3 separate regions of the Homo sapiens genome follow, and regions 1 and 2 are each linked to region 3. Evidence: chromatin contacts called from ENCODE Hi-C data. All regions are on one chromosome and are shown on one strand. Each heading gives the region's core, a stretch centred on a gene start or an enhancer-like site at or near the end of the contact. The rest is flanking DNA. Distances are from core to core; before and after follow the strand shown. Region 1 overlaps KIF13A (kinesin family member 13A). Region 2 overlaps KIF13A (kinesin family member 13A). Region 3 overlaps LOC105374955 (a long non-coding RNA gene).

Region 1 (2,700 bases), core at 199-2,698, 620 kb before region 3:
TTAAAATAGCACAGATCAGTCAGTGTAAATCCTTCAGTGGCACAGCCAGGATAGCAGCACCCCAACGATACTTTGCCAAAGCCTCCATTTTTACTTCAACTGCCACAGTAACAGACTGGTGTCACCCTACAGGCATTATTTTTGTGTTTACTGGATTCCCACTGCTTTCCCAAAAAGACATAAGAAATGACCCTATTCATCTGTATATTACGTCAATGGTCAGCCAACTTCTCAGCTCTGAGAGATTCCACCAATGATCAAGAAATCCTTTGGGTATATTGAACACAGTGAGATGTCTAGGGAAAAGAAGAAGGAAGGGGAGAGCCAGGTGCAATGGTATGCACCTGCAGTCCCAGCTGCTTGTGAGGCTGAGGTGGGAGGATCACTTGAGCCTGGGAGTTTGAGGCTGCAATGAGCTATGATCACACCTGTGAATAGCCACTGCACTCCAGCCTGGACAACCTAGTGAGATCCCATTGCTAAAAGGAAATAATAATATTAACAAAAAAAGAGAAGGAAATCATAATAATAACAAAAAAAGAGAAAGGAATGTAGAACTATGAGGGAATTTCTCCTTCCTGTAATTCTCTGCCTTTCCTCACCTTGCCTCCCTGCCCAGTGAAGTACAACTCACACTACTCAAGACCTGCTCAAATGTCACCTCCTCCAATGTTTTCTCAACTTCCTCCCTATAATTATTGCCTCCTCTGGGCTGTCTTAGCCAACAGCTCTCCCTCTCTAACACACACTCATCTACCTAAGTAACTGCACATTTTACATTAATTTGGGATTGTGGTAACATAAATGGAATACCTACTAAGATAATGCTTGGCACACAGTGAAATTCAGTCTATGGCAGCTACTGTTATCAATATTATCATTATGTACTGATGGACTTCGCTCCCCCATTAATAGCATAGCTACTGCTGTAGAGCGTTTGTTATGTACCAGGCACCAACCTAAATACTTTATATTCTCACCAAGCTGGAAGGTTTTCTGAGCCAGGGACTGTGCTAACTCATCTTTATTCTCTCTAGGTACAGGATAGTGTAGATGGGTACTCAGTATTTGCTGAATTAAATAGAAAGAGAAGTGAAAAGGCAAAAAAGGCCATGTGTGTGGGAGTTGCTACAGACTGTTTGGTTCTGTGTCAAAAATATCAATGCAAAACACACTACTTCCTAGCGCCCAAATCTAAAATCAAAAGGGCTTCCCTTGGGGAAAAAAGTCTGCTCTATGTGGACTTGCTTTGCTTTGTATGAAGGAGTGTGTCCTCTCCTCTACACTGCCTTCTTCCTCTCTTTGTACAATTAATCCGCTGTTCACATCTGCAGACCCAGCTGCCATTAACAGCCTGTTCTGCCACTATCTACTTTGAAAACTGAGCCCCAGAGCTCTCTGAAAAGCCCCATTTCTCCAGTTTTAGGAACATTAGCTTGCCAATGTCCTGTTTTGTGGTTTTCAACTTTGTCAATTTGAAAGACTACAATTAATATGAAAGCGACACTTCAAATGTGTTCACATTTCACCACACCATGTTATGAGCACTGAGTCATACCAAGTAAAGTTCTAGATTTCACTTCATGTTCAAATTTTTCTTTTAATGCCAAGTTTCAATGCTTTTCTCTTTTTCATCTTTCTCCTGATATCAAAGTTGTGAAGATTCATAAAAGAAAAAAAGGAAGAGTTAAACTTCATTCATCTCAGAGGAACTGGACTGAAACTGAAAGGAAACCCCAGCACCAAGAGCCTGTGTGATCACAGAACTGCCTTCACTACTGCTTTTCTAAAAGCAGCTCTGCCAGGAGGAACTCCAGCATGTATCTGAACACATCTCCTAAGGAATGCTAGAGTCATCACCCTTATTACTGGTGAGTTTTATTGACAGATCTACCTTCCCATTTAAACATATGTCAAGTAACAGCTGTCTTTTGGCAATGTAATTAATCATTTCCTTTACATATGCCTATAGATACATACCAAATAATGTCTTGCATTACAGTCGGCATGGACTGATTGTGAAGATGTGAAAGCCTCTTAAAGATTCAAAGCCAACAGCATTTGCTGCACATCTACAAGGCATTGTCCCTGATCTCAGGGAATGCACGGTCTGTTCTAGAAAACAACTATCCTTGGAAAATACTACTCTGCATTGCAGTTCAAATTTCTATGGATGCAAGGAGAAGGTATCTCTACAAAGAGCTAATTCATGCTTTCATTCATTTAATGAATAAATCTGAAAACAGGAAATCATCCTCCCAAAACCCAGACCAATATTATAACAGCACAGAGCTTCCATTTAACACTGCACACATAAACTAGTGGTGCATAAGCAATGAAGCACTAATTCAGTTCTAACTCTTTCAAATACTCTACTCATTTCATATTTAATCCTCTATCATTCATTTTCAAAATCCGCTTCACTGGTGGCTGAGGAGTGGGGGTCGGAGTGTCACAAATGCACAATCTGTGGTATTTCCAGTTCTTTCATATCCTGATCACTTCTCAAAAAACCTAGCCACCCAAATAACTTCTTCAACAGCACATTCAAAGGTGATGTGGATATTTTCAAACACAGAATACTTCTTCTTCAATAAAAACAGTCCAAAAGATAAGTTGCAAATGTCTAAGCATCTGCTATCAGATCCTATCTGCTATCTCTGATAAATGATTATTGTTACTCATAAAAATGAGAAGAAA
Region 2 (2,767 bases), core at 7-2,506, 670 kb before region 3:
TTCTGTAACTCAGAAAGTGTGTGTATGTGTGAGATTAAAAATGCCCTGATGGTTGGCTGAATGCCTTATGTCAGTCACAGTGTCCTAAATCAATGTCAATCAGATATCTTATTTCTCACTTTGCAGAGTAAGCAAGCAGTTCTAAAAGTGTGATCTGAGAACCCCCGGGGTCTCTGAGAACCTTTCAGGAGGCCTATGAAGTCAAAACTACTTCAATAGAAACATGAACATGTTGTTTGCCTTTGCTCTCTCATTTTATCATGTGTGTGTGTATTGGTGGAATTTTCCAGAGTCTATGAGACATGTAATGATGTTATAGCCCTGAGGGCTAAGGGTTGTACGTTTATGTTTGTAGTTTAAAATGTTCTCAGTCTTAGGGTCCAATACAGTAAACACGGATATAACCCAGACACATGAAAGTTCTTTGGAGTCCTTGATACTTTTTTTAAGAGTGTAAATGGGTTCTGAAGTCAGAAAATTTGAGAAATGCTACAGTAAGCTATCCAACGTGGCATGTCCTGCGACCACAGTGGCAACAGGGCGGCCCCATCCCACCTCTACACCTGAAGGGTGATTATGGGACCAAAAGTTATTTCCTGAGGATGTGGGTTTACAAGGGATAGACCTAGAAGAACATTGTTGTCTATTTAATCTAGGACGAGGGTCTCCTTTAGGCTTGTGTTGATCTTGAGATCTCCTTGGAATTACTCAGAAGCATAACTAAGAACCTCCAGAGCTTCTCAGGAGCTTTGTGGAAGAACACAGATATTCCCAGAATCCTCACCATCTCACACCTAGAGCCTTCTCATAAAGCTAGGCATCACCTCGACACCTACTGTTGCCCACTTATGCCACTCTGAAGCCTGGACTCACAGGAGATCAGCCCCAACTGCACAGCCCCAGATGATACAAAATAGCTGTTTTTCCTTCTCAGTGGTGATCGGAGGGCACTATCCATCTTAGTTTTACTGAGGGCTAAGCTGGATACAAAAAGCAACATCACAGAGACAGGCACCCAGATTCAACTACGAACTGTATAGGAATGAATCTTGATTGCATATGTATTTATATGTTCTCCTACCTTTAAATAATAAACCAGAAGTTCGTTAAGAGCAGGGTCTGCATTCAGATTGACTAAGTAGCATTTGTCATCCCCCACCTTGATACCGGACATCTCCAGGGAAATCCCCATGCTTTCAAGTTGTCGTTGTCTTTCCTGTGCACAAAAACAGACAAAAGAAGGAAACTCTGTTTGTTGTTCTATTCACAAGATGTATCCACGGAAAGAGTAAGTCACTGTTTCTGGGGACAATGCCAATGGGATTACACATGCTACTCTGCTCAACCACATTAACAGAGAGTCTACAGTGCATGACATCTTGTGGCAGGCGTGATAGGGGCACCAAGGATGAACCAGACACCATTTTGGCTCTTAAGGAGCTTAGAATCTAGTAGAGGGAACAAGACCACATAACTAGAGCACAAAAGAGGAGAGTGTTGTGCTATTGAAGGGTACAAAATGCCAGGGGCTTCCCAGGAGAGACATCATGATGGGTTAAGAGACCAAGAAAGGCTGCAGAAAGAGGATATATTTGAGATAGTTCTTGAAGCATAAGAATAATTTCAACAGAAATATAAAGATAGGGTGTTCTTGGGGCATGGCATACGGAAGCACACTAAAGAAAGGTTCTGGACATACTAGATGATTTCAGGGGCCAAGAACCCCTGGCAAATATCAGAAAGCAGTGAGAGTTAAGGCTGGAAGAGAAGGTTGGGTCTCTACTGCGGAAGGCCTTGTATTCACTCATTCATTCATTCATTCAAGATATATTTATTAGAGTCTACAATGTAGTAGGTATTGATCTCGGGCTGGGAATACAGCACTGAACCCAATGAAGTCCCGTCTTTCATGAAAAGTTATATTCTGGTGGGAGGAGACAGGCCATAAGAAAACAGTTAAGTCAATATGGTACATAGAATTTCCAATGGTGTTAAGTACTATGGAGAAACATAAAGCAATGTTAAGCGGGACAGTGAGTGAGGTGTAGGGGTATGTGTGGGTGTGAACGATATCTATAAGAAACACATCAGCAGAAGGCTGGACTGGGTTCCAGTGACTGCTGTTAAGCTACGTGATTGGGATGGTCCAATATTTCCAAATGATCAATGAGATTAAAAATGTTCGTGAAATATATAATGTAGAGAAATTCATAATGCACATAACCCCGAGAATTAGTCCTTCCTTTATATTTTAACTTAAGTAAAAGTTAAAATATAAACATACAGCATTTCCTAACAAGCCCAAAGAATCAAATACATTGAAAAATTATGATATGCTATACGTTACAAATTCTCTGTCAATTAGGTAGCCTCTTGGGAGGCTAAGGCGGGTGGATCACCTGAGGTCAGGAGTTTGAGACCAGCCTGGCCAACATGGTGAATCCCTGACTCTACCAAAAGATACAAAAATTGGCCAGTTGTGGTGGCACACACCTATAGTCCTAGCTATTTGGGAGGCTGAGGCAGGAGAATAGCTTGAACTGGGGAGGCGGAGGTTGCAGTGAGCCAAGATTGCGCCACTGCATTCCAGCCTGGGTGACAAAGCAAGACTCCATCTCAATAAAAAATTAAATAAATAAAAATAAAATAAAATAAAATAAAAATCAGGTAGCCTCATGCTTTGCCAGGTGATCTAAAAATCACAAAACAAGGCTGGGCACAGTGGCTCACACTTGTAATCCTAGCACTTTGGGAGGCTAAGGTGGGT
Region 3 (2,700 bases), core at 155-2,654:
CTGAGGCGGGTGGATCACATGAGGTCAGGAGTTTGAAACCAGCCTGGTCAACATGGTGAAACCCCGTCTCTACTAAAAATACAAAAATTAGCTGGGCATGGTGGCGGGCGCCTGTAATCCCACCTACTTGGGAAGCTGAGGCAGGAGAATCACTTGAACCCAGGAGGCAGAGGTTGCAATGAGCTGAGATTGTGCCACTGCACTCCAGCCTGGGCGACAGAGTAAGACTCTGTCTGAAAAAACAAAGATGCGGCTGCTGACAGGCATAGAGGGAAAAAAGAGCAGAGTGGATACTTTTCACAGAGTGTGATCAGTTATATAGACCAGAGGGAAGAAATTGGGGGACAGAAAGGGGGAAAAGCTATCTGGGCCTTAAGTTAAAATCTATGAGAGATGACTTTTTTAGTGGGAGGAGCTGGTGACTTAAAAACTCTCTCTGCCTACAGGGGCTCCCATTTGACTGTTAGAGACTTTTTCCTTTGGATGAAACATGGTTCTTTCACCACAATTCTCATTTAAAATATAGATATTTCTTGAAGGGGTAACATGTTAAGCTATCTGTTCCTTTTCCTGTTCATTTTCCTACTGACAGGGGCAGCCTGGGTAAAAGTGATGACACAGAATTATCTGGAAAGGGAAAATTGAAATCAGGATGTGGAACAGAGGACTTTAGAGACTCTTCTTCATCACTTTGCTTAGGTTTTAGTTTCACTGGGATTTGCTGAGAGGACAGGGAATGAGTGTCCCAGGGTGTCTGCCTGAGACTGGAATTGAGGAAGGGGTGAAATGTTAACCAGAGAGCTGGGAGGGCAAATCCCTGGTATCCAGAAGCTGAATAGCACTTCTGTTCCCTCACTGTATGCTATTGAGTGTGTTGGCCCAGCATGGTGGAAACACCGCATTCCCAGGCTGAGCACCTCATGCTTCTGCAGAGAAAATGCTTTTCCGCCTCAGCTTGTGTCACGCCAGATGCACTCTGATCTCAGAGGGAAATGTGTGCTACTGGTAATTAATAAATAACCTATCACAGTTTACAAAAACCTTTCAAATCCAGCACGGCATTTGGTTCTCATGTGTTCCTCTCAGGGTGCTAGATGAAATTCTGACTCTAATTCCTCTAGTAGATGAGGAAATGAGAACACGGAGTTTCTTAAGATTACTCACTTGGAAAGTCATGGAGTTACCCGGAAGCAATATGGCTCGCCCTTGCACCAAATCTCACTGTTGACAATGACGATGGTGGGTGCTTCTCTTACTAGAATATCAGTTTATTTCTCCAGCTCTTCTCTGAGGAAAATAATACCCCTGAGGACAAATTTGAGGCACTGTTATGTGAAATGCTGACTCCCTGAGAAGGAAGGGAACGTTGGAAGCCGAGAATGCTTGTGCAGTTCCTCTCATGCTGCAGTTTTCTGGTGCCATCTGCTGCTCTGTTCAAGTAATGGCAGACGAATGGCTCTTGGTTGAAGGAAGGCAATGGTTGTAGTGAAGTGCGTCTTTAGGGTAACAGAATTGAGTTTTTATCAAACTGGGGTGTGTGTAGGTCATTGTACTCATTTCAGTGGTTTATGAGGACTTTTTAAAAGTTGTCTTTTCCCAAAACACTAGGATTGCAAGGAAAGATCTGATGTGCAACTTATGGTATGCTATGCTATTAATTATATCAATGAATAGTTGCATGTTAAGAGAGATAGAGAGAAAGAACAATAATTCATTCCAAAGGAGGGAGCCCTCCAGTAGACTCTGAGCTATTTGAGGGTAAGAACCAACTTAGTTATCTTCGTACCACTAACCTACCAAGTGCCTGCCACCAGTTGTGGGCACCAGTGAAATATATGCTCATTCTGTCACTGATGGTACAATTTTGGGTACAGTGGCATATGCATGAGACTACGTACATCCGCCCTGGCCAGCAGTCTTCTCAGAACATGAGTGAGTTAGGGAATTCTTCTCTTATTTCCACAGAGGCAGGTAGCCTGAGCATGGGGGATATACACCTTTAAGAGACAAATACCAATCCAGTTCTTTACAAAGGACAGGGCTGGATTTTGTTTTTAGAGGCCAGTTAAGGAATGTGAAAAGATGACAGCATTTAATCCATAAAATGAAGAGAATGTGACATAATCCATTTGTAGGCCCCATTCTTAATATCCACAATTAGTATTAGAGACAGGGACTCTAGCCGAGGGATGGGGCAGGAATAGGTCCTAAGTTTAGGAAAGTTTCCAATGGGGCAGAGATTCCCAAGATATATCTCTTGCCTCTAATGAGAAGATACAGAAGGGAGACTTGGAAACAGTTTGTTCTTTGGACATCTTGCTCCTGCTAACCACCTGTGTAAGGCATCGCCAGGCGTCCCTAGCCCTAGATTTCACCCAGCTACTTCTTGTGGGCTGTGGGGAGGGTATGGAGCAGCATCTGCTAATGTGGAATCTAACATTCACGTAGAATGGCTTGAGGCCTTTCTGTTAGGAAGTGGGAGTATCTCCGAGGAGGCAGAGTCTACAAGCCTAAAATGAGAGTGAAGATATTTCCCCTTCATTTTATTTTTACACTTAATTCAGCAAACAGCTATGTGCATGAACAGGTGTGTGAGTTAAAATATGCCTTTACATGTGACTATTTAAAGGAAACTTAATTCTTTTGAAAAGCAAAGAATCTTTTTGCAAAGTAAATAATCATGACACAATTCAATTGATA

The links. A loop is a pair of places that touch in the nucleus more often than their neighbours do. Pooled maps may share reads with other maps.
Region 1: a map of mammary epithelial cell shows a loop between it and region 3 (7-fold over the local background). The contact joins two enhancer-like sites. A Hi-C loop is called at or near these places in 1 of 168 maps with a recorded cell type or tissue (mammary epithelial cell), 1 of 37 single-sample maps with no recorded cell type and 6 of 50 pooled maps.
Region 2: a loop to region 3 is called in a map of dorsolateral prefrontal cortex, with 8 times the contacts of the local background. The contact joins two enhancer-like sites. A Hi-C loop is called at or near these places in 2 of 168 maps with a recorded cell type or tissue (IMR-90 and dorsolateral prefrontal cortex), 1 of 37 single-sample maps with no recorded cell type and 7 of 50 pooled maps.

The regions. Positions count from the first base shown.
Region 1 is chr6:17,883,448-17,886,147 of GRCh38, forward strand. All of the region lies in intron 3 of KIF13A (kinesin family member 13A), which reads right to left. Among named protein-coding and RNA genes, the nearest start is that of KIF13A, 100 kb to the right of the region's middle. RefSeq lists a silencer at 1,171-1,465. Within about 2 kb of position 1,449, at least 3 of the 41 ENCODE cell types and tissues checked have a DNase peak (open chromatin) inside an H3K27ac peak, as active enhancers do.
Region 2 is chr6:17,830,020-17,832,786 of GRCh38, forward strand. KIF13A (kinesin family member 13A) reads right to left here. Exons shown (of 39, transcript NM_022113.6): 13 at 1,082-1,216. Among named protein-coding and RNA genes, the nearest start is that of NUP153-AS1, 120 kb to the left of the region's middle. Within about 2 kb of position 1,257, at least 2 of the 41 ENCODE cell types and tissues checked have a DNase peak (open chromatin) inside an H3K27ac peak, as active enhancers do.
Region 3 is chr6:18,502,752-18,505,451 of GRCh38, forward strand. All of the region lies in intron 2 of LOC105374955 (a long non-coding RNA gene), which reads left to right. Among named protein-coding and RNA genes, the nearest start is that of MIR548A1HG, 19 kb to the right of the region's middle. Within about 2 kb of position 1,405, at least 17 of the 41 ENCODE cell types and tissues checked have a DNase peak (open chromatin) inside an H3K27ac peak, as active enhancers do.